2 separate regions of the Homo sapiens genome follow, and region 1 is linked to region 2. Evidence: chromatin loops called from intact Hi-C (ENCODE). Cell type or tissue: chondrocyte. All regions are shown on one strand. Links, peaks and the distances in the headings refer to the core of each region. The heading gives the core; the rest is flanking DNA. Region 1 overlaps SLC6A19 (solute carrier family 6 member 19). Region 2 has its middle 65 kb from the start of MIR4277.

Region 1 (9,463 bases), core at 1,464-9,463, 430 kb before region 2:
CCCACAGACAGCGCACTCTCTCTCTGTGCATCTTAGTGAGGGCCCCAGCATGCATGCCTTGTCAGTGACACCAGATTTCCTAATTGATGCGGGTCATCGAGACCAAATCGAGGGGAAGCAGGCAGCCAGGTCCTCCTGGTTCCCTCTTGGAAGCCTCCTGAGTGTCTGGGATTGTCCTTCGAGGTTAAAAACCATTTACGCGTGCCTCCGAGTCTCCTGTGTCTTAACAGATTTTGCCCTCCTTGGAGAGCCTGTGCCAGGTGGGCAGGCTCAAGGGACACTTTCCTGAGGAAGGGCATTTCCAAACTCAGCCGCCCCACTCACCTGAGCCGTCTCAAGGGCGTGCTGCACCTGGGCATTCTCACCTGGGAAATGGGTGTGATGGCGGAGCCCCCCGAGGGTGGTGCTGGGGGCAGTGGGCAGGTGTGCAGGAACAGCAACCAAAAGCCGTGAGGCGTGGTCAGCCAGGGCTCACCCCACTCACCCCCACCTGGGAGCACCACATCCCCACGGCAGGGCCCCGCAGTGCCGGTGGCGCAGGCGGAGACGCATTCATGCCCACCTGTGTCCGTCCAGAAACCTCAGTTGCCCCGTGTGTCCCCGTCAGTGGCTGCTGATAGAGCCCACCCCACAGCTGGCCCCTCAGGGGCTGCCCCCCCAGCTCCTCTGCACAGGGCAGTGATGGTGTCCGTGAGCGAGGTGGCGTGCGGGAGCCGGAGGAGCCACCCCTTCCAGGACCATGTGGCGCCAGCACAGCTGTTTCCAGCTGTCTCTTCTTTGCTGCTCAACGCCTGGCCCCGGGGTCAGCTTTCCCCTTAGTCCATCTGCAGCTAATTCTTAGCAAAAATCCATGCAGCATTTACTTGGTGCCACAAACACCACCTGCTGGAGAGAGAAAAAAGGGGAAGCTTAGTCCCTGCGTGAGAACTGCAGCTCCCTCCTCCCCCTCTCTCCTGGTTTCCTACTTTTTCAAGGACAGACAGGAGGAACTGTTTCTGTGCCCAGTGTCTCTTTCCCTCTGGGTGCTTTCCATTTGGCCACGTCCCCACCCCATTCTCTCGGTTACCTGCTTCCACCTGAGTGAGCCAACATCTGCAGCGCCGCAGAGAGGCCTGGTTTCCAGGGACCTTTGCAACCACGTCCAGGCGCCCTGCAGGGCCCCACCAGGCAGAGCCACGCAGTGTTCCCTGGGCGCTGGCCGCCCCTTTCCTTCTCTCCTTCCTCTGCACCTCACCCCACACTAGGAAGAAGTCGCTGCGTTTAAAAGACAAATATTCATATTCTGGTGGCTTTAATTGTCAAGAATGCTTGGCTTTCCTTGAGTTTCTTGGGGCAGGACAGCCTCCTTCATTGGGAGCAACGGAGGGCCTGGCTGCCTCCGGGCTGCATTTGGGGTGGAGTGGGTGTGTGCCCCCCACCCCCAGTCCTCTCTGTTCACTGCTCCATGCTGAGCCTGAGCCCCAGGGGTTGGGGATTTGAGGGTCTCCTGCCCGGAGGAACCTTCAGAAAGGAGAGCCACCAGGAGCAAGGGCAACAACTGAGACTCTCAAAAGAGGGGACACCCTGGTGGGGTTTTCAAGGATGAGTAGGAGTTTTCTCAATGGAGATGAAGCGATAGGAAGACCCGAGCATTTAGGGTTAGGGCATAGTGGAGGGAAGGGAGAGGGTGGAGGACACTGGGGATCATGCACTTGCTTTTTCTTGGTAGTTTTGTCTGGAAGAGTTTCAAATCAAGCTCTTGGGAAAAAAAAATTGGAGGAGTGAATCTTTTCTTATTTTAACCTAATGAGCAGGCCCTGCTGGGGTCTTGGGTGTCCCTGCAGGTGAGCCTGCAGCCCCCACACCCTCCCATAGGGACCCGCTGGTGAGCATCTCCTGCACCTGGCTACCATTCCCTTCTGCCTTTCATCTCTCGATGAATCCAGCATCCCGCCAGCCCACCCTACACACCTGGCTCTGCTGCTGCCACCTGCAGCTCCTGCTTCTGAAGGAACCTGTCCCTGGAACCCCAGCTCAGAGAGAGGGGCCTGTGTGGGGATAGAGGTGCTGGGCTCCAGAGGGCCCTGCTCCACTCAACAGGCAGGCACCAAGTGGACACAGAGGGAGGGGAGAGAAAAGGCTCCGTGTTAAACTGGGAGAGGGAGCAGTGAGAGAGGCTGGCAGGGGCCAAGTGAGGAAGTCACAGCCTCCAGTACCTGGCTTCTCCCTCCCTCCCTCCTTCTCTCTCTCTCTCTCCATCGCCCTGTCTGTTTCTCTCCTCTGTCTCTCTCTGTTTCTGTCTGTGTGTGTGTCTCTCTGTCTCTTTTTCTGTGTGTCTCCATCTCCCCCTCTGTGACTCTGTCTCTGTGTGTGTGTCTCTCTCTCTCCCTGCCTCCCTCTCTGTCTCTGTCTCTCTGTGTCACTGTCTCTGTGTGTGTCTCTGTCTCTCACACATGTGCTGTGCCATCCCCTGAGGATGGTAGTTTGGGATCTGACATGGCCCTGCTGGCTAAGGAGACAGTGGCTGGGTCGGGAAGGGAGGCGATGGGGATGGAATGGAGGGAGCTCAGGGTGTAAGAGATTTGGTGGGAGAAGGACAAATGGAACACGTGTGTGGGGAAGGAGGGTGAGGGTGCCCAGCCTGGGGGGCGGGAGGATGATGGGGGCTTGGCTCTGCTGGTGGGGAGGGTGCAGGCAGGCGGGTCACGCGTCCCTCCTGAGAGGCCCCAGGGACACGCAGCGTGAGGAGGGGCTGTCGCTGGGACCCCAGTGTCATGTGAGCATCCCCACAGCCCTCCCTCTCAGGGTCAGCCACCACGGGACACAAAGGTGGCCCCCAGGAGACAGGACCCATGTCGGGATCAGGCTCACTGGGGTTTGGGACCTGCACACCCCCAGGCCCTTCAGCCACAGCTGTGTTTGGAATTCTTGCGCCGTTGCAGCTGCTGACCTCGGTCCCAAAGGCTGTCGGCTTCGCTGTGCTCACCCCGGCTGCAGCGTGGCCCTTCCGTCCAGCCTGGGGCAGGCGCGACGGGAGCTGCTTCCGCGTCCCCATAGCAGGGTGCTCGGGTTCAGGTAGGAGACGCACTGCGCGGTGCCAGGCCAGCCTCGGAAGCCGGGCGCCACGGCCTGCACTCACCTCTGCTGTTCCCTGACCCTCGTCCTTCTCCACCTTCGAGTGAAGGACCCACCGGTGTCCACGCTGCCCTGGCCGGATGGGAGCCCTGCCAAGGCTGTGTCCCTCCTCGCCCTCTGCCGAGCACCTTGGGCACCGTCATGATGCCCAGGAGTGGCTGCACCTCATCCTGTGTGTAGCCTGGGGGCCTTGTGGCTGAGCTGGGAGGCCGTACGTCCACCCGCAGAGGGAGCGGTCAGGGCAGCCCGCTTGGCCGGGCGAGTGGAGTTCATGGGCGCGGCCAGGCCCCTTCTCTGGGTGCTGGCTGCCGCTGAGCTCTGAGAGGAAGCTGACCTATGCTTTTCAGCTTTGGTTTTTTAAAAGAGACAGAATTTAAAGATGTGAGGAAATGTGAGTGTGAAATCCTTCTAAGCATCTGCGATTTTTCCTGAATCTCTTCTCCCGGTCCCAGGCTGATTCTGAGCCTCTGCGCCTGATGATGGCAGGAGCCACTCGGCTTCCTCTCAGGATCAGCACATCCCTATCTTCTATCTATTTCAAACCAACTTTCAAACAAACAACTCTCCAGTCAGTTGAAACACTAAACGTGGCCCTCGGTTTAGACCATGAGTGAGTCACCTGTCTCCTGGCTGTCAGCGCCTGGACAGTCCCACTTTCCTGCTACAGTTCTAGCCCAGACTGAATGACCACAATTTCACAAAGATTAAATAGCATCATATTTCAAAGGTGATCTTACACTGTTCCACATTAGAGAATTAGCCCCAGAATGATAGCTGAAGGTGTCCTTTTAGAGCAAAGAGGTAGCAGTGCAGAGGTGGGTAGATCCCCCATAAGACAAGACCGTTGTCACAGCAGAAGCAGAAATGTCTCAACGTGGTTCTCCTTTTTGCAATTTTTTATTATTATTGAATACATATATGTAAAATTTGCCATTTTAATCATTTTTACATGTACAATTCAGTGGTATTAAAGACATCCACAATGCCATGTAACCAGCACCTGGGCTCAGGTCCATCTTTAGAACTCTGTCTTAAGAACCAAAACGGTCCCCATTAAACCCTAATTCCCCACTGAGGCCACACACGATTGCCAGGAAACAGCCTCTCCCCACAGGCATGCCAAATCCACAGAACGTTCATTAAGCCAAGGAGGGACGTGGCAGGTGCAGCTGGCACAGGCGGGGCAGGAGTGGCACGCTGCTGTTGGAAGCCCCTGGCTGGACAGGCAAAAGCAGCTCCTCCGTGGGACTCCTGGACTGCCAGGGGGTGGGTGGGGAGGTCGATTCCCAGGCAGCGGCTGTGGTTGCATGTTGGTCAGAGCGCGTGAGGCATGGACCACACCTCCCTTAACGACAGCAACGTCCAGAGGTCCCATAGGCGACCTCAGCCTGTGTGATGGTCAGGAATGTCCAGCTGCCCAGCAGTGCTTCTAGAACGTGGAGTCAGCTCTGGCCCTGATCCCATGGACTGGCTGCTCCATCTCAGCTCTGTTCCCAAGTGGTGGGCCGGCCATAGGGGCTGCAAGGTTTGCTGTGAATGCCTGCTCCCGAGGGAGGCCTTCCTGCTCCCCCGGGAACGGCTCTCAGGCATGGTGGACTCCTCCCATTGCAGGAGCCTTCATGATCCCGTTCCTCATCCTGCTGGTCCTGGAGGGCATCCCCCTGCTGTACCTGGAGTTCGCCATCGGGCAGCGGCTGCGGCGGGGCAGCCTGGGTGTGTGGAGCTCCATCCACCCGGCCCTGAAGGGCCTAGGTGAGTGCCTCGGAGCAGTTCCACCCGGGCCCAGGGGTCGCCTCTGCTGGGAAGCCGTTCCACCCGGGCCCAGGGTTCGCCTTGCCGGCCTCGGTGCCCCTGCTCTGCCTTCCCTGTCTGTTTCTGGTGCAACAAAGGTCCCAGCTTCATCTCCTGGAGGCCTTTGGAAACTCCAGGCCACTCCTGTTCACCAGGAACCAGACAGGCCAGCAGAGGCCGCCCGAGTCCCTGGCAGCCCAGGGCCCAGGAGGGTCCAGACACTGGACAGCAGAGTGACCACTCAAGCCCTGCCCATGGCGGCGCTCAGCGAGAGCCCAGGGCCCAGGAGGGGGCACCAGCCTCCTGTGTCCACTCCCCCACACCTAGTGAGGAGGTCCCCAGCACTGACACCCCCAGACATAGTCACTCATTTATAAGCTCTGGGGCCCAGGAGCAGACCCAGTGCAGCCTCACCAAGAGGACACGGCTCATTAAGCCCTCAGAATATGGGCAGACGGTGAAAGACGGAGGAGGAAAGGGCAGGGTCCACTCCAGAGAGGAGTCTGAGTCCAGGAAGCACCTGCCCTTCGGAAGCCTGCAGGCCTGGAGCAGAGCCTACACCCTCATCCCAGCCTCTCCCTGAGTCTCCAAGGCCTCCCTCCAGGCCCAGGGCAGAGCCCACACCCTCTCGCTGAGTATCCAAGACCTCCCTCCTCCCTCTCTCTTCCTCTCTCTGTCTCTCCCTCTCTCTTCCTCTCTCTCTGTCTCTGTCATTCTCTCTTTCCCCTCCTATTCTCTCCCTTCCCCCCTCTCTCTCATCCTCCTCCTCTCTCTCTCTCCCTCTCAGTCTCTGTCTTTTTTTCTTTCCCCCTCCTATTCTCTCTGTCTCTTCCCTCTTCTCTCTCTTCCCCTATCTCCGTCTCTCCCCCTGTCTCTCTTCCCCATCTCACACTCACATATTCACAACACACATTTGGTTTTGAGTTTGAAACTTCAGTAAAGCATGTACTACATAGCACACTTTCCATCCTGCCTAGCTGTCCCCAAATAATTGAGAACATTCCCCTCTGCAGTTTCTGTTGTCTCCCCTCTCATGAGTCCTCCACAGGGAAGGCTTTCCTGAAGCCCACCCACCTGTCCTGGGCCACGGGGGCTTCCCGGTTTGGGTCAGGGCCAAGTGGGCAGTCCCCCAGCCCGTAGGCAGCAACCAGGCTACTGGTACATCAAAAGTTCTCTGCGAAGGCGGTGGCCTGGATGCACCTGCTGGAGGCTGCACTGGGCAGGTGAGACCCATGCCTGGGGCAAGCCAGGCAGGCATGTGCCAGGAAGGTGTGAGCCGGGAAGGCGTGTGCAGGGCAGGCGTGTGCCAGGAAGGTGTGAGCCTGGAAGGCGTGTACAGGCTGCACCACGGCATCAGCTGCATGATCCCGGCCTGCACTGGGTCGGCCCCTCAGATTCTGGAGTAGCCCATCCCAGCCACACCCTGTGCCAGCCCTGGGACCTCCTGCTCAGAGTGGGGATGGGTGGCCAGTGGAGGGTGTGCCTCGGCCCCAAGCCTCAGCAGCAGCCTCCCTGCAGGCCTGGCCTCCATGCTCACGTCCTTCATGGTGGGACTGTATTACAACACCATCATCTCCTGGATCATGTGGTACTTATTCAACTCCTTCCAGGAGCCTCTGCCCTGGAGCGACTGCCCGCTCAACGAGAACCAGACAGGTGAGTCCTTGCAAGCAGCCCCATCCGTCTCACCTGTGAGGCTGTTGTGTCTCTCATAGCAGGCACATGGCCTCAGGAAACTCAGGTCAGGCGTGGCAGAAACCAGAGCCCCAAGGCAACAGGGTGTCAAAAAATGACAGCACGAAAGAAAAGACCTTAAAAGTGGTGGCTCTTGTGTGGGGGGCGTGGTGGAGGATGAGACCCTTGGGAGGAAAGCGTGGGAGCCCGGGGGGGCTGTGCCTGCTCTGAGGGCCCCCGGTCACCAGCCTGGAGCCCCAGGCTGCTGGGAGGCTGCTCCCTATTCTCTAGGAAGGGACATGGTGTCAGGACTGCCGCCTCCCGCCCCATGCATCCCTGCGTTGCTCCGCACAGGTGGGTCTGTCCTGCCCATGTGGGGCCCGCATTGCCCTCCCACCCCGGCCCTTCCAGAACCCTCTTGCCCAGGGAGGGAGCGTAGGGGGCAGACCCTCTACGTGTGACATGCAATCAGCTCACGGCGATTCACACGTGGTCCTGGGGCCTGAACGGCTTGGTCACCACCGGCTTCTGGTCCGACCAGCACAGCGGGGCCAGCGGGGCTTCCCTGCATGCTGCTGCTCTGTCGGGGCCGGCAAGATGGCCCCTGGGGTTGGAATAAGACAGGTCCTCCCACGATACGTGCAACCCTCACTGCTCGCTGGGACTGTCGGGGCCCTTTCCTGCCTCCGGGGCTGTGGGGTCCTCTGGAATTAGACCACTTCCCCTTTAGAAAGGTCTCAGGATGGTTCCACAAGCCCAGAGAGGCCCACAGTGGTGACAGTGTGTGGAGTGGGCAGTTGCAGGCAAGGGCCCCAGCCCGGGAGCGCAAACACTCTGAGGCTGCCAGACTTGCACAGGGAAGAGGGAGCAGCGTGAGGCCCAGGGTGCACCTGACTGTTGGGGCTGGAGCCTTCTAACCAGTGCACCTGTGTAGGAATGTGTGCTCGTGTGCTCACAAAGGTGTGTGCATGCATGGGGTGTGCAGATGTGTGTACCAGATGTGTATGCAAGGGTACAGCTGTGCATGTGTGCTATGTGTGTGCTGTGTGTGCATGCATGTGTGTGCACGTGAGCATGTGTGCTGTGTGCATGTGCATGTGTGGGGTGTAGAGGTACAGTATCGGATATGCACGTGAGAGTACAGTCACGCTTGTGTGCTGTGTGTGTACATGCATGTGCGTGCATGTGAGCATGTGTGCCTGTGTGCATGTGTGTACTGTGTGTGTGTGCATGTGCATGTGTGGGGTGTGCAGGTGCATGGACCAGATGTGCACGCGAGAGTACAGTCACACTTGTGTGCTGTGTGTGTACATGCATGTGTGTGCATGTGAGCATGTGTGTGCATGTGAGCATGTGTGCCTGTGTGCATGTGTGTGTGTTGTGTGTCCGTGCATGTGCGTGCATGTGAGCATGTGTGCCTCTGTGCATGTGTGTGCTGTGTGTGTGTGTGCATGTGCATGTGTGGGGTGTGCAGGTGCATGGACCAGATGTGCACACGAGGGTGTAGCTGTGCATGTGTGCTGTGTGCGTGCATGCATGTGCGTGCACGTGAGCATGTGTGCCTGTGTTCATGTGCACGTGTGGGCGTGTCACTGGTGTCAAGGCCTCTGGAACGTGGCTGGCATTTCTTCCAGCTCAGGGCCTTCCATTCTCCTCCCTTGGGGGACCCGTACCCTGAGGTGTGTGAATGGCCCTCTCCCCAGGGTATGTGGACGAGTGCGCCAGGAGCTCCCCTGTGGACTACTTCTGGTACCGAGAGACGCTCAACATCTCCACGTCCATCAGCGACTCGGGCTCCATCCAGTGGTGGATGCTGCTGTGCCTGGCCTGCGCATGGAGCGTCCTGTACATGTGCACCATCCGCGGCATCGAGACCACCGGGAAGGTACTGCATGGGCCCGGCCAGGCTGCAGGTGCTCCAGAGGGCGGGTGCGGGCAGCCCTGCCTCCGGCCGGCTGCACTCTAAAACCCAGGTCTGGGGGTCCCGGGCTCTGCCTTTCCCCAGACCCCACCAAGAGAGCTGCCTTTGCCCTTAGGCTCACTGGCCTGGGCGGGAGGGGCCCTGCCTGCCCCAGGTTTCCTGAAATGACCAGACTTGGGGCTCCAGGAACTTGACGTTGGCCCACACGACACTTAGCGTTATGTAGGAGTAATACAAACTACCAGAAAGAGATAGACGATGATGATGATGATGGTGATGATGGTGATGATAAAACAGGAAAGTGGAAATGGAAGAGTAAGGCTTGATCTTCCCCTACATGGGAATCTTTGGTACGAGGTCCAGAGCGGCCATCCCTTTCTTCTGGTGGGCCGGCAGCCTGTGAGGCCCTGTCCCCGTTCCCACTCGTCCCACATGCCCCCCACCACAAGCACGGCCCCCCTCCGCACCATCCCAAATACCCAGGCTCCCGCAGGCCCTGCCCCCCATCCCCACCCATTCCACATACCCAGCCGCCCGCAGGCCCTGCCTCCCGTCCCCACCCGTCCCACATGCTCGGCCCCCCGTCGCCCTGGGCCCCCTTCCCCAGATGCCCCAACCCCTGTAGGCCTGGCCCCCCTCCGCACCATCCCACATACCCGGACTCCACAGGCCTGGCCCCCCATCCCCATCCATTCCACATGCTCTGCCCTCCGCAGGCCCCGCCCCCCACAGCCCCTGCCCCCATCCCCACCCCTCCCACATGCCCTGTCCCCCCAACAGGCCTGGCCCCCTCCCCACCCTTCCAGCATGCCTCGCCCCCCGTAGGCCTGGCCCCCATTCCCCACATGCCCCGCCCCCATATGCCCCGCCCCCACGTGCCGCCCCCACCGCATGCCTGGCCCCCCAACTTCCCGCCCATCCCACATGTCCCGCCCTCCGCAGGCCGTGTACATCACCTCCACG
Region 2 (15,592 bases), core at 4,513-12,512:
TGGGTTCACTTTGAAACCTTGAAACCCACATTTACAAAAACATTTTCAATAGGAAACATCGTTCCATGACTCATTAGTGGAGTACTATAAACATTTACATTTCCAGACCACCCACTGCCCAGTGGTTTTCTTGGTCTCAGTACTCATGAAAATGGTCTGAAGGTTTGTTTTGGGTTCCTAAGCAGTAGACACACACACAACACTGCCTGTCAGTTATTTCTTGGAAACTAAATCAGCCCTTCTGTTGCCATCCTATCATGCTTCAGGGGTGCCTGTGCTAGTTTTTAATTCTTTGTCCTAACACTTAAATGTTTGTTCAAACGCCCATATTAATACTTCCTCTTAGTTTACAAAAGGATTTACTTTCTTACTGGTTGGGATGAAGCTGCCTGAGGTTGCCACCTGTTACTTTTCCTTCATTTATTGGACCATGTCATCCCATTACATGTCAGCCATGGAGGTTTTCAAACTGTGGTCCCTGGACATGTTAGAAATGCAAATTCTCAGGCCGAACCAGGACTGAATCGGAAGATCTGGGGTAGGGTCCCTCCAGGACTGAATTGGAAGATCTGGGGTAGGGTCCCCCCAGGACTGAATCGGAAGATCTAGGAGGGTCTGGTGCTGTGCACCCCGACATTCCCTCACTACCCCACTGCCTCTCCCTGCCCTGTGGTCACCACAGCAGCCGCCTCTGCAACCTTGACCATCAGCATGCAGGTCCCAGGGCTTGGGGGTCTCCTAACCCGTGCACCCCGACATCCCCCTCACTACCCCACCGCCTCTCCCTGGCTCTGCCTCTGCGTGGCTCCTCTCCTGCTGCCGCCAGAAGGTTTTTGTAAAGCCCGACTCAGGGCGTGCATGGCCTCTCCCTCTCCCACACGTGGGCTCCCTGTCCCCTCCAGCTCAGCAAACACACAGCGCATCCAGGAGCCACGTGGGACCACAGTGTCCCATGGCCGGTCCCCCAGGTCCCTTGGATGTCTCACCCTGGTGAGCCCCTCGCCCCGGCTCCCTCCAGGAAGCCCCCATCTCCCCATACAGAAGGGATCTCTTCCCTCCTGAGCCATCGGTGCCTGACCCTCCCTCTCCTCTGTCGCCCCATTTGTGGCAGGTCAGCCACACCCGTGAGCCCCGGAGCTCTGTGAAGGCCGTCACGGCTCCTTATGATGGCGCCCAAACAGTGCAGGTGGCCGGAAGCTGTTCCCTGATGAAAGAAAGGAAGAGGAAAGGAGGAGGGAGGGAAGAAGGCCTTTTCTTGTCCCAAGAGACTTCTGTAGGAATTTTTGGGTGATACTGAGCATGGTAGACCCAGGTCATCTTTCCATGAGAGGGGCCAGAGTACAGCAGGCTCAGCCGCGGTCAGGGGCTCAGGGCGCCGGGGAAGCATTCGCGTGGGCTGCCCCCACGAGCCGCCTTTGCTACCAAGACCCACTCTTCCAGCCAAGCCTTGGGCCGGCCTTTCTTTCCCTTCGGACAAGGTCTTCAGTCCATGGAGAGGATGGCCCACCTCCTGCCCCTGCGTCAGTGTGTGGCCCCAGGGAGGAGCTGTGTGAACCTGGGAGGTGCTGGGGAGCGAGGGTGCTCCACCAAGGGAGGCAGGAGGCCAGAGACCAGCCCAGGCCAGGAGGAGCCTGGCCAGGAGTCCCACCAAAGCCACTGGACCCGGGCAGCCTCCAGTGACCCAGCCTTGGAGGGTCAGCACTGTCCCTAGGACAGATTCCACTTCGCACACAGGTCTCGCTGTCTGTGGGGGCGGCAGGCCCTGATGCCTGGGCACACAGACTGACGGCAACCCTCGGGGTGGGAGGCCCCAGATGGGACTTCCTGGCCTGCCCGGGGTGGCGGGGTTGTGGGAGAGGATGGCGCGTCTGTGCGCATGTGTGAGAGCATCAAGGATGGCATGTCTGTGAAGATGGCTTCTCCCAGCCGCGGCTGCCTTCCATGTGTGGGCAGTGGTGGGGGAGCCATGACTGCATGGGACAGCCTTTTCCGTGTGGTTTTCCTGCCTGTGATCCCTTTCCTGGGCTGAGGAGCCTGGCTCTGGGGCTCAGGGTGTGGGGTTTGCTAGCACCGGCTCCTGCTGTAGACATCCTAGTGGCCCTGGCACAGGCATGTCCTCCAGCATGGTTCCTAGCCTCCCCCCCGTCACGGGACCCCTAGGCCCCTGAGGGTCGGTAGGAGTGAGGCAGGCAGTCACCAACTGTCCTTGGGTGAGCCTAGTGGCCAGGGGTGGACCCAGCAGGTGCAGGCCAGGCCACCCCCAGCAGGTGCAGGCCAGGCCACCCCCAGCAGCCGCCCGAGCCCGTGTCTTTCCCACCGCACAGCACAGCCGGGACATGGGGGTCAGGCCATTACTTGTGCTTCTAGTTCTTAAATCACCCACAACTCACCCCTAACCTGTGCCTGACTGTGGCGCCCACAGCCTGGGCTCCACATAAACACAAGCCAGGAAGTCCCATCTGGAGCCTGCCACCCCGAAGGTTTCCAGCAGTCTGGGCTCCCCAGGCACCGGCCCTGCAGCCCCCACAGACAGGGAGACCTGTGTGTGAAGTGGAATCCATTTGAGGGACAGCGCTGACCCTCCAGGGCTGGGTCACTGGAGGCTCCAGTGGCTTTGGTGGGACTCCTGGCCAGGCTCCTCCTGGACTGGGCCTGGGCTGGTCTCCGGCCTCCTCCCTCCCTTGGTGCAGGACCCTTGCTCCCCAGCTTCCTGGGAAATCCGACGCCATCTGATCCCCGCACGCATCCAGCACCCCTGACGCTGACGGAGTTGCCTTTTTGCGTGTATAGCTCCTAACAGGGCAGCACGGCCATTCTGAAACCTCGCACATTCTCACTGGGGTGGCTGAGGCTGGGCCACCGGGTGTTCACCTCCTGACCCTGGAACCGTGCACAGGACCTCTCTTCAGGTAGGAGGCAGGTCTTTGTGGCCGTGATTAAGTTAAAGATCTTGAGATAAGGAGGTCATTCTGGATTAACCCGTTGGCCCTAAACGCATGGCAAGAGGCAGAGGCAGGTTACACAGAGGCAGAGGGAGGTTAGACGCAGACAGAGTAGGAGGCCACCTGGAGACCGAGGCAGAGGCGCAGCAATGCAGCCGCGGCCCAGGGACGCCTGGAGCCACAGAAGCTGGCACAGGTGGGAGGGTCCTCCCCTGGAGCCTCTGGAGGGAGCACGGCCCGTGGACTCCTTGATTTCAGACCCCTCGCTGCTGAGCAGGGAGAGAATGAGCCCCTGTTGTTTCGAGCTGCCCAGGCTGTGGGGATCTGCCATGGCAGCTCCAGGACCCTTGGACCCTCGGCTCGGAGCCCCTCCAGCACTGAGCAAGACGACCACTCAGGGCCACCCCTCCCCGCCCAGCTGGTGTGTGCCTCGCTGCTTACCCGAGCATGCTGCCTTCAGTTACAGATGCCTGCCTGGGATGTGTGGGATGGAGGCTGTGGCTTCCCTGGGGACGGGGTGCGTGGAGCCGGCCTGCAGCCGTGCTCCTGTTTAGGAGCTGAGTGAAGCTGGACCTGGGTTGGATGGGGCATTCTGTACAAGGGTCTCTTGGGGGTCCATGAGGACTCTGTTCTGACGATACTGCCCTCCTTCCTGAGGCTGCTGTGGGGCTCCATGGAGGCCATGGGGTGGTGAGGACGGAAGAACACCTAGGCTGGGCTCCTGGGACCCCAGCAGCAGCTGAAGGCACTTGGAGCACCACAATTTCCACCCACGGGCCAGGCAAGGCCAGAACCGTCCCCAAAGAAGGGAGCAAGGAGACAGGGCCTTGTAGTGATAATATAATAACCAAAAAGTTTTTTAAACATTGTTTCATTTTTTTCTGTCACTCAATCTTTTTAAAATTACGTCCTGTTTTTATTACTTGCACCCATCTAATTATTGCCATCTACACCAAACAAAAAAATCTATACACCAATGTTCACAAAGCACTTAAGATGCCTATGAAATGTAATAAGAACTAACTGAAGCTGCACAATATTCCCTTGTATGCATGTTATCACCACGCTGACGCTGGGTACTCAGGTTTTCTTTATTATAATGAATTCTGCAATGAACATCTTTCTGTATAAATTTTTTTTGTGAGTACTTTGCATTATTTCCTAAAATAAATTAGAAGAAGGAATGATGAATCGGAGAATGTAAACATTTGGGGCTTTTGAAACAGACAGTTTTTATAAATTAGAGTCTGTAGTTTTCATTCAGCGAGATTGTTGTGTCTCTGCACATTTTTCACGGTGAAGTCTCATCTGACGGCCCTTCCTCGTCCTCCGCAGAGCCGTGTGTGTATGTGTATAGGGCCCAGCGTGCTGACCGGGCGGTTCTTCAACACAGTGAGTGACAGCAGGAGCCCCGAAGGTTCTCAGGTCTTCTGTCCATGGAGGGCATTTTGTGGCCTCTCCCAGGGCAGCTGGCAGGAGCCAGGTGAGAACAGATGCGTCTGTAGCAGGAGGGCGTTGATGCCTCTGAGGTTGTAGCGAGCTTGGTATTTACCTTTTCCTCCTGGTCCATTCTGAAGCTCCAAAGGACGGTCAATTTAATACAGAGACACAATTACAGCAAGCGTCTAGTGTGAGGCCAATCACGCATTTTGGCTAGAACTACTCAGGGTGTTGGAAAATCACAAAGCTTTTCACGTAAACTTGCAAATTGCTAGCAGTCTCTCTGCAAGACAAGAGATGCTGTCTGTTCCCTGACCCCCGACTCTATACCTCAGCTTGTTCTGCCCCTTTCTGATTGTTCTAAGCAACTGACATACTTACAGCGTTTGGAGCCACGTCATGGCCTTTTGAGGCCGGCGTGCTGTGATATTTTCCTACAGAGCACGGTCACTTCCAGAGGCGAGAGAGGCACAGAATTCTATTCTGAGAACCCCTGGGACGCACGCCGCGGTGGCTGTGAGTATGAAGGCAGATGCTGCGGAACAGCCTGGAAAGGATGTGGGGCCCACGGCCCCTGGCAGTGCCCGGAGCCGAGCAGCCCCTCCCCACCTTCCTGGAGGAGAAGGCCTGGGCCAGATGCCTGAGAATGACACACGCAGGCCCAGCTGTTCTTCAGAGATACAGAGCGACCCACCGTCTGCTTTGCTGGGACTGTCCAGTGTTGGCAGGGAAAGTCCTGCATCCGGCACGCAGGGGCGGTGGCTGCACCAGCTTAGAACCAGTCTCTGATTTTAGGGGTGAGAAAAGTAGAGGTGGGTGCTCTGCCTGAATGCTCACCAGCTCAGGGGGTGCGGCTGAGCAGTGGACATCAGTCAGACATCTCTGTGAAGTGTTAGCGGGAAAAGTATCATGGAACCATTAGCAGCCGCTTGAGGTTAGGCCCAAACCAGTGGGGCCCACCGCATCCAAACACTTGGGGCCACCTGCCGTCATCAGGGGTGGCCCACCTTTCTTCTGAGCGGGGATTCTCTTCCTGCCTGGAGGGAGCAGTTTGGCTACAAAGCTGCCTTTTAGAGCGAGACCCCGTCTCCCCTCCCTGCGTTCCCAGGACTTTGTGAAGAAGAGAAAGTGAGTGGCCCTTCCTTTCTCCTGGATCCCGGCTGTGGGGCTGCCCGCCGCCCTCCTCCTCCCACGCTAGGCTGCCCGCCGCCCTCCTCCTCCCACCCTAGGCTACCTGACCCATGGAGACCGGCCTGAGACAGACGCATCCCCGAACACCAGGTGCCCCGTCTTCTAGGCCATTCCAGGGACGGATGAATCAACATGGGCTTCTTATCCTAATGTTTTAATTTGGAACTCTGCTATTGATCTGATGTTTACAAAGGAACCCATGCGTGACATTAAACTGTCAAAAGAGAAGCATGCACCCTGCGAGAATTCCTGCCTGAGATACTGTCTTTTTGTGACTGTAAGTGCAGAGAGAGCCCACGCAAACCGCAGGACACCAGAGCCGCCGCCCTGCCCCTCCAAGCTGCTGGCACTCGGGCTCACCCTCTCTGGAGGAGCCATCATTCTGGCCTCAGATTCTCCTTCCAAAACATTGCAAATAGAATGTCAGGCAAAGAAAGAAAGAGCCAGGCACACATGGAGAGATGGCAGCGCGAGTGTAAGTGGTGAGAAACCCAGCGAATGAAAACATCTACATAAGAACGCAGACACAGCGCCCTCAGAGGCCGGCTGCAGAAAGGACTGGAGACACTGCAAATGAAAACGTCTACACGAGAATGCAGACACAGCGCCCTCAGATGGCTGCAGAAAGCGCTGGAGACATTGTCCATGAGAAGAAAAAGACAAGGTCAAGAACTTCAGTGGAGAAATAAAAATTACACGAAAAGGAAAGATTTGTATTTTTTTTTTCTGATTGTATTTTTCCTATTCTCCCTCCACTTTCTTTCTAGAACTCCAACTTTTCTCATTGCATTCTCTGTTTTCTCATTGCAGTCTCTATCTCTGTGCCTATTTGTAAATGCAATACAAAAATGATTGCCTGGAAAAAATACAAGCAACGTTTCAGAACTCAATAAGTGGGTTTAAAAATAGTTTAGATGTCATTGAAAAATAATGAATAACTGGAAAGTAGGTCAGAAGAAAATTCTCAGAATGAAGGATAGGAACATAAGGAGGAAAACAGAGAAGAGCAAGTGTGAGGGACTGAACTGCGTCCTCCCAGAATGCACATGTGGAAGCCTGGCTTAGTTCTGGCTGCCATAACAAAATGCCATAGACTGGGGGACTTAGAAACAACAATGCATTTCTCAGAGCTTTGAAGGCTGGGGAGTCTCAGATCAAGGTACCGGCAGATTCCGTGTGTGGTGAGGACGAGGACCGGCTTCCCTAGTTGTGTCACTGCGTCCTCACATGGCGGACGGGGGAGGGGTGCTCTGGGGCCTCTTTTATGAGCAGCCGGGCATCTTGGCCACTCTCCTGTGGAGGGTTAGGTGTGGACAAAAAGTATTTGGCAAAAAGAGTTTGAAACCAGCAATGAGACCCTCCCCAGCTCTGCCCTTTCTACCTCCCACATGAGATGCTTTTCTTTTAGTAAAAGGGAGGGGCCTGGGCCAGCCTGGCCTGCTGCTGCTCCCACACCTCCAGGACTCCTCCACAGGCAGGGTGGGGCCGCCATCAGCTCTGCCCAGCAAACTGTGGGCACAAGGGCTGGGGGTCAGGCTGGGCTGAGGCAGCTCCTATGCCTGCTCTGTGACCCAGAGACCGTAGCCCTGGGGGCTGTGGGAGGGCCACCCAGCCCGGGTTCAGCAGCGACACTCTGTGACCCAGAGACCATAGCCCTGGGGGCTGTGGGAGGGCCACCCAGCCCGGGTTCAGCAGCGACATGAGTGACACACAGACCCTTTGCTTTGAGCCAGTGGGAGGTGGGTGTTACTGCAGCGCAGTCCCGGCCTTGGTGATGCCACCAGCATGTGCGGCACTCACCTGCACTGCAGGACCACCCCCTCTGTAGGACCACCTGCCTCCTCGCCCCACACACGAGCCCTTGGGGGCACCTCTTGGCCCTTGTGCCTGTGTGGAGCTTGATGCCTATTTGAATAAATTATTAGAAAAATTATTAGGTGAGGCCGGGCACAGTGGCTCACGCCTGTAATCCCAGCACCTTGGGGGCCTGAGATGGGCAGATCACGAGGTCAGGAGATTGAGACTCATCCTGGCTAACACGGTGAAACCCCGTCTCTACTAAAAATACAAAAAAATTAGCCGGGCATGGTGGCAGGTGCCTGTAGTCCCAGCTACTCAGGAGACTGAGGCAGGAGAATGGCGTGAACCTGGGAGGCGGAGGTTGCAGTGAGCCGAGATTGCGCCACTGCACTCCAGCCTAGGCAACAGAGCAAGACTCCACCTCAAAAAAAAAAAAATTATTAGATGAAAGGAGCCAGACATGAAAGCAACCACGTGTCCTGTGATGGTGTTCATATGAAATGCTGGGAATAAGCTGCTCTATGGAGGCAGAAAGCAGACTGGGGGCAGCCGGAGGCTGCGGAGAGAGGGAGCTGGGAGTGAATCCAGGGCTCCTTTTCAGGGTGATAGAAATGTTTTGCAATGAGATTCTAGTAATGCCAATATACTAACAACTACACCTCTTTCAGATGCTGCAGGTGGACAGGTGACAGGTGGGGATGCAGTCCCTGCCCCTGACACTCCCATTGAGAGGGCACAACCCTCTGTGCTTTGGCTGGGGGCATCATGGCTGCAGATGCTCCTGCCCCGGCAGAGCTGTTTCTTCCCAGACTCCCATGTGGCCCTGAGTCACCGGGGATCAGAATGAGCATGAGAATGTGGATTCGCGGGGCCCAGGTAGGGTTTTTTCACAAGTGCCCGGGAGCAAGGCTGAAGCTGGTAGCTCAGAAACTGGAGCTGGCTGTCAGCATCAAAACACTGCTCAGTGACAGGGGCTGTATGGTCTGGGGCAGTCCAAGAAAATCATCCAAGAGTGGAGGAAAAACTGTTCTGAAGCCTTCCGGCCTCCAGTGAAATTCCTTGGATGGGAAACCCTGGGGAGGGAGGGTCCCCATTCCCCCATCCCAAAGGGGCCCCTTTGGGCCACTCACCCCGACAAGGGACAGTTTCCCTGGGGACGTCCTCGGACCCGCCCTGGGTACTCAGATATTAAGAAGATGTTCTGATATTCAGTGATTTTCAGAGTACTGGTGTTAAAGTTACACATATATATGCAAAAATAAGAAAATAAACGAATTCCTATTCCTCCATCTAGAGAACACTACCCGTTTTACCTTTTTTGGTGTTTCTAAATAAAATCTTCAAACGAGATCGTGCTGTTCCTGCTATGTAGTTACTTTTAATTCTCTCAGTGATGTCTTAGAGCACCTACCTTCCTGTTTAAACGAGCGCCTGACGCTGCGTTCACGGGCAGTTTTACAACGGGATGCCGCAAATGCATTTCAAGGCATAAAACAGAGCTCCACCGCACCCCGCAGGCAGGTGGATCTGATTTTCCTCTGCTGCAGAGTTTGCTGAAAGCGAGCTCCCCCGCACCCCGCAGGCAGGTGGATCTGATTTTCCTCTGCTGCAGAGTTTGCTGAAAGCGAGCTCCCCCGCACCCCGCAGGCAGGTGGATCTGATTTTCCTCTGCTGCAGAGTTTGCTGAAACCGAGCTCCCCCGCACCCCGCAGGCAGGTGGATCTGATTTTCCTCTGCTGCAGAGTTTGCTGAAACCGAGCTCCCCCGCACCCCGCAGGCAGGTGGATCTGATTTTCCTCTGCTGCAGAGTTTGCTGAAACCGAGCTCCCCCGCACCCCGCAGGCAGGTGGATCTGATTTTCCTCTCCTGCAGAGTTTGCTGAAACCGAGCTCCCCCGCACCCCGCAGGCAGGTGGATCTGATTTTCCTCTGCTGCAGAGTTTGCTGAAAGCGAGCTCCCCCGCACCCCGCAGGCAGGTGGATCTGATTTTCCTCTGCTGCAGAGTTTGCTGGGGGCTAAGGGTGAGAACCGCGGGAACGAACTAACGCGCTGCAGTGTCGGGAAACACGGCCCACAGCGCCACCGTGTGGTCTCCGCGTCCCCAGTTCGGAGCCGCAGCTTACGCGCTGCTGGCCCTGAGCCTGTTCCCTTCCTGCAGTCCCCAGGAGCTGACGCTATTCGGTTTGTTTTTAAACACTCCAGCTGAGCAAGCGTCTTCTCAGGACGTCCTGCGTGCTGCCCACACTCTCTTGTGGATGGTCCCCCGGGTCCGGCGGAATCCCGCCTGGGAAGGCTTCCCCGAAGCCTTCCTCCATCCTGGGCAGTGGCGGGGCTTGCAGGAGGCCTCAGAGCTCTGTCGGGGCCGGACGGACCGCTGTCGTCGCCAGTGCAGGGACAGAAGGGAGGACCCCTTGGAGGGCGGTGGAGACCAGAGTCGTGAGCGGCCCTGTGGAAAGCTGGCGAAGGGGCAGACATCCAACTCGCCAGCAGGAAGCCGCGCCCAGCACGGTCATGCTCAGCCTCAGTGATCCTGGCGGGAAAGACCGAGACAGAAATTCTTCGCACACCCACCAGGCCTCCGGATCCAGCCAGCACCGGGGCTAGCGGACCCAGGCCGTCTACACCTGGGCTTTCCTTCCCAGCTTCCCCGCTCTCAAATTCAGTTGAAAGTGGGTTTGTAAGAATTGTATACCTAGAAAACCCCATCGTCTCAGCCCAAAATCTCCTTAAGCTGATAAACAACTTCAGCAAAGTCTCAGGATACAAAATCAATGTGCAAAAATCACAAGCATTCTTATACACCAATAACAGACAAACAGAGAGCCAAACCATGAGTGAACTCCCATTCACAATTGCTTCAAAGAGAATAAAATGCCTAGGAATCCAACTTACAAGGGATGTGAAGGACCTCTTCGAGGAGAACTACAAACCACTGCTCAACGAAATAAAAGAGGATACAAAGAAATGGAAGAACATTCCATGCTCATGGGTAGGAAGAATCAATATCGTGAAAATGACCATACTGCCCAAGGTAATTTATAGATTCAATGCCATCCCTATCAAGCTACCAATGACTTTCTTCACAGAATTGGAAAAAACTACTTTAAAGTTCATATGCAACCTAAAAAGAGCGCACATTGCCAAGACAATCCTAAGCCAAAAGAACAAAGCTGGAGGCATCACACTACCTGACTTCAAACTATACTACAAGGCTACAGTAACCAAAACAGCATGGTACTGGTACCAAAACAGAAATATAGACCAATGGAACAGAATAGAGGCCTCAGAAATAATACCACACATCTACAACCATCTGATCTTTGACAAACCTGACAAAAACAAGCAATGGGGAAAGGATTCCCTATTTAACAAATGGTGCTGGGAAAACTGGCTAGCCATATGTAGAAAGCTGAAACTGGATCCCTTCTTACACCTTATACAAAAATTAATTCAAGATGGATTAAAGACTTAAATGTTAGACCTAAAACCATAAAAACCCTAGAAGAAAACCTAGGCAATACCATTCAGGACATAGGCATGGGTAAGGACTTCATGTCTAAAACACCAAAAGCAATGGCAGCAAAAGCCAAAATTGACAAATGGGATCTAATTAAACTAAAGAGCTTCTGCACAGCAAAAGAAACTACCATCAGAGTGAACAGGCAACCTACAGAATGGGAGAAAATTTTTGCAATCTCATCTGACAAAGGACTAATATCCAGAATCTACAAAGGACTCAAACAAATTTACAAGACAAAAACAACCCCATCAAAAAGTGGGCAAAGGATATGAACAGACATTTCTCAAAAGAAGACATTTATGCAGCCAACAGACACGTGAAAAAATGCTCTTCATCACTGGCCATCAGAGAAATGCAAATCAAAACCACAATGAGATACCATCTCACACCAGTTAGAATGGCGATCATTAAAAAGTCAGGAAACAACAGGTGCTGGAGAGGATGTGGAGAAATAGGAACACTTTGACACTGTTGGTGGGACTGTAAACTAGTTCAACCATTGTGGAAGTCAGTGTGGCGATTCCTCAGGGATCTAGAACTGGAAATACCATTTGACCCCACCATCCCATGACTGGGTATATACCCAAAGGACTATAAATCATGCTGCTATAAAGACACATGCACACGTATGTGTATTGCAGCACTACTCACAATAGCAAAGACTTGGAACCAATCCAAATGTCCATCAATGATAGACTGGATTAAGAAAATGTGGCACATATACACCATGGAATACTATGCAGCCATAAAAAATGATGAGTTTATGTCCTTTGTAGGGACATGGATGAAGCTGGAAACCATCATTCTCAGCAAACTATCGCAAGGACAAAAACCCAAACACTGCATGTTCTCACTCACAGGTGGGAATTGAACAATGAGAACACTTGGACACAGGAAGGGGAGCATCACACACCAGGGCCTGTTGTGGGGTGGGGGGAGAGGGGAGGGATAGCATTAGGAGATATACCTAATGTAAATGACGAGTTAATGGGTGCAGCACACCAACATGGCACATGTATACCTATGTAACAAACCTGCACGTTGTGCACATGTACCCTAGAACTTAAAGTATAGTAATAATAATGATAATAAAAATCATGTTTACAAGCAAAAGCCACCCTCCAACCTTCTGTCATAGGCGTTTTAATCGTGTGAGGTTTCTAGCCCACGGGCGCCTCTCTCCAGCCCATGGCTCTCTGAGGCAGAAGCAGCCTTCCACTTTCCAAGGTAATGGCACCACCACCCTGCTTGGTGCCCACCAGCATCTCCCTGTCACTCGAAAGACAGTGTCCAAACCCCTGCCTGTTACCCCAGGCCCTGTGGGTCTATCCCGGCAGCTCACCAGCTGTGGCCTCCTCAGACAGCCTCCTTTCCCCCAAATCCCAGCCTCAGTCCCTCGGATGCTTCCAGGTGGGAAGGCTCTGGCAGGCTCCAGGAGGAGCAGATAGAACTTGGGTGATCAGCCACCGGGCGTGGTGGCTCATGCCTGTAATCTCAGCACTGTGGGAATCCGAGGCGAGCAGATCACTTGAGATCAGGAGTTTGAGACCAGCCTGGCCGACATGGCGAACCCTGTCTCTACCAAAAATACAAAAAAAAAAAAAAAAAAAAAATTAGCTGGGCGTGGTGGCCTGCACCTGTAATCCCAGCTACTTGGGAGGCTGAGGCATGAGAATCACTTGAACCCAGCAGGCAGAGGTTGCAGTGAACTGGGATTGCACCACTGCACTCCAGCCTGGGTGACAGACTGAGACTGTCTCAAAAATAAAAGGTGATCAGGAAGTTCTTGTTTTTGCTTTTTGTTTTTCCCCCTGTGGAATCCTTTGCTCTGCAAAACAGGTGAGCGTTTCTTTGGTGGGGCGCTCAGCTCCCCCACCCCCCCCAGAACTGCTGATCCCACCCTCATGTCTGCATTCTTGAGGTGGTCCTGAGACGTGGCTTTGAAAAACACTGCTTGGGCTGGGTGCAGTGGCTCATGCCTGTAATCCCAGCACTTTGGGAGGCCAAGGTGGGAGGACTACCTGAGGTCAGGAGTTCAAGACCAGGCTGGTCAACATGGTGGAACCCTGTCTCTACTAAAAATACAAAAATTAGCTGGGCGTTGTGGTGCATGCCTGTAATCCCAGCTACTTGGGAGGCTGAGGCAGGAGTATCGCTTGAACCCAGGAGGCAAAGGTTGCAGTGAGCCAGGATTACACCACTGCACTCCAGCCTGGGCAACAGAGTGAGACTCCATCTCAAAAAAAAAGGAAAGAAAAAGAGAAACACTGCTTGAAACAAGAAAGGAACACAAAGATTAAAAGCTTAGAATTTTCCATAAACCTTTTGGCCACTTATATGTCTTCTGTTGAGAAATGATCTTTTGTCTACTTTCTATGGGATTATTTATTTATCTATTTTTTTCTGTTGTTTGATTTCCTTGTGTATTCTGGATATTGGCCCCAAAAAGCAAGCGAAAAAATGCTCAACATCATGAATCATTGGGGAAATGCACATCAAAACCACAATGAGGTATCATCTACCCCAGTTCAGATGGCTTTAATTAAAAACAAAAACCATAACAAATGCTGGCGAGGATGTGGAGAAAGGGGAACCATACACACTGTAGGTGGGAATGTAAATGAGTACAGCCGCTATGGACAACAGGATTGAGTTCTTAAAAAATTAAAAATAGAGCTACCCTATGATCCAGCCATCCCCGCTGATGGGTATTTATCCAAAGGAAAGGGAATCCTGTGTGAAAGGGAATCTGGGCCCCCCTGTTTACTGCAGCACTGTTCACAATGGCAAAGATATGGAATCAACCTAGGTGCCTATCAATGGATGAATGGATACAGAACACGTGATATCTATTCGCGATGGAATACTCTGCAGCCATACACAAGAATGAAATCATGTCGTCTGCAACAACATGGATGGAATTGAAGGCTGTCATGTTAAGGGAAGTAAGCCGGGGTAGAAAGACAAATGTACCATGTTCTCACTCATTTGTGGGCACTGAAAGAGTGGCTCTCACAGAGGCAGAGAGTTGGCTGGTGGTTCCCAGAGGCTGGGCAGGGTGTGTGGGTGAGAGGCAGACAGAAAGTGAGGCTGGTTACGGGGCACAAACATGCAGTCAGGGGAAGGAGTAAGTTCCAATGTTCCATAGAACAGTTCACAGACCAAAGGCAACAATCATTTACTGTTTCCTTCCTTCCTTTCTTCCTTCCTTCCTTCCTTCCCTTCCTCCCTCCCTTCTTTCTTTCTCTCTCTCTCTTTCTCTCTTTCTTTTCCTTCTTTCTCTTTCTTTCTCTCTTTCTCTCTCTCTCTCTCTTTCTTTTTCTTTCTCTCTCTCTCTCTTTCTCTCTTTCTTACTTTCTTTATTTCTTTTTGACAGAGTCTCACTCCAGGCTGGAGTGCAGTGGAGGCATGATCTCGGCTCACTGCAACCTCCGCCTCCTGGGTTCAAACGATTCTCCTGTCAGCCTCCCGAGTAGCTGGGATTACAGGTGTGTGCCACCATGCCTGGCTAATTTTTGTGTTTTCAGTAGAGACAGGGTTTTGCCATGTTGGCCAGGCTGGTCTCGAACTCCTGACCTCAGGTGATCCACCTGCCTTGGCCTCCTAAAGCGCTGGGATTACAGGTGTGAGCCACTGCACCTGGTCCGCTGTATATTTCAAAATAGCTAGAAGAACTGGAATCTTCCCAACAGAAAGAAAGAGTAGATGTTCCAAGTGATGGATATACTACATACCCTGATTTGATCACTACATGCTGTGTGCACAATCAAAATATCACAACTGCCCTGTAAATATGTACAATTATTATGTATCAATAAACACTTTTCAAAAAATTTTAGATTTGATTACAAAGACATTAAACCCTGTGACACTTCAAAAAACACCATAACAAAACAAACAAAATCCAACAAAAACCGGAAGCACGCTGTGACGGTTTTGACATCTGATGTCCTCAGTGTCTAGAGGTCTTACGGGAAGAAGGAAGGCGCAATCGAATGAAGTTAGATGTGGAAATAGAATCACAACAACCCAGGAAGATGCAATTTGAGTTTTAACGATGAATTTAGCAATTTGCTTAAAAATAGTAATAGTCAATGTTGGCAAATATTCAGAGGAATATGCGTTTTCAGATACTAGTAGCAAAAGTATCAGCATAATTTTGTTCTGGAGAGGGGTTTGGTAATATGCACCAGAAGCCTTCCAATGTGGCTGACCTAGCAATGCTGCCTTTAGGGTGATAAACTGGCAAGTGGTCAAAATCCGCTCTGTGGCCTGTTGCTGCACGGCCAAGAGCTCGGAATGGTCCGTTACTGTGAAAACGATTAGCGAATAAGGAAGAGTGTGCGGTGGAGACCATCTTCCCCGTCCCCGCCCCCAGCACAATACTGACTCTCTAGCTGTCTGCAGAGCACGTTTGCAGACCCCTGATCTATGTGGAGGAGTAAACAAGTAAACAACAAAACGGTCCAGGTGTTCATTTTGCAGCATTTAGAAAATGTTGGTAAAAATAAAATAAAGAAATAAAGGGCCTAAATGTCCGTCTTTCCAACCTCATGGAAGTAGTTCAATCGATTCTGGCAAATGCAAATCCTGTCGTGTTCGGCAGCCGCTACAGGTAGACAGTGCTGCTGAAGAACTTCCAGTAACATGAGAAAACACTCATGAGAGGGTCGTGCTAAGTGAGAGCATTAAGTTATAC

Evidence for each region. Peaks named below come from ENCODE experiments on the same cell type or tissue, not always from the same donor. Only the 100,000 strongest peaks of a DNase experiment are listed, where the experiment ranks them.
Region 1: it touches region 2 in a loop (6-fold over the local background); 6 of 110 quality-filtered maps call a loop at or near these places.

Annotation. Positions count from the first base shown.
Region 1 is chr5:1,204,021-1,213,483 of GRCh38, forward strand. It overlaps SLC6A19 (solute carrier family 6 member 19), which reads left to right. Exons shown (of 12, transcript NM_001003841.3): 2 at 4,726-4,866; 3 at 6,424-6,561; 4 at 8,283-8,464; 5 at 9,443-9,463. Among named protein-coding and RNA genes, the nearest start is that of SLC6A19, 7.2 kb to the left of the region's middle. RefSeq lists an enhancer at 43-606. In chondrocyte, for the core only: CTCF peaks have their summits at 5,103 (motif pointing right) and 5,309; DNase peaks (open chromatin) are centred at 2,721, 3,121, 4,821, 8,471 and 8 weaker places.
Region 2 is chr5:1,635,608-1,651,199 of GRCh38, forward strand. No RefSeq gene overlaps it. Among named protein-coding and RNA genes, the nearest start is that of MIR4277, 65 kb to the right of the region's middle. RefSeq lists enhancers at 6,603-7,155, 7,156-7,707, 7,748-8,410 and a silencer at 9,359-9,408. In chondrocyte, for the core only: CTCF peaks have their summits at 6,165 (motif pointing left), 6,369 and 9,483 (motif pointing left); DNase peaks (open chromatin) are centred at 4,974, 7,084, 7,334 and 9,744.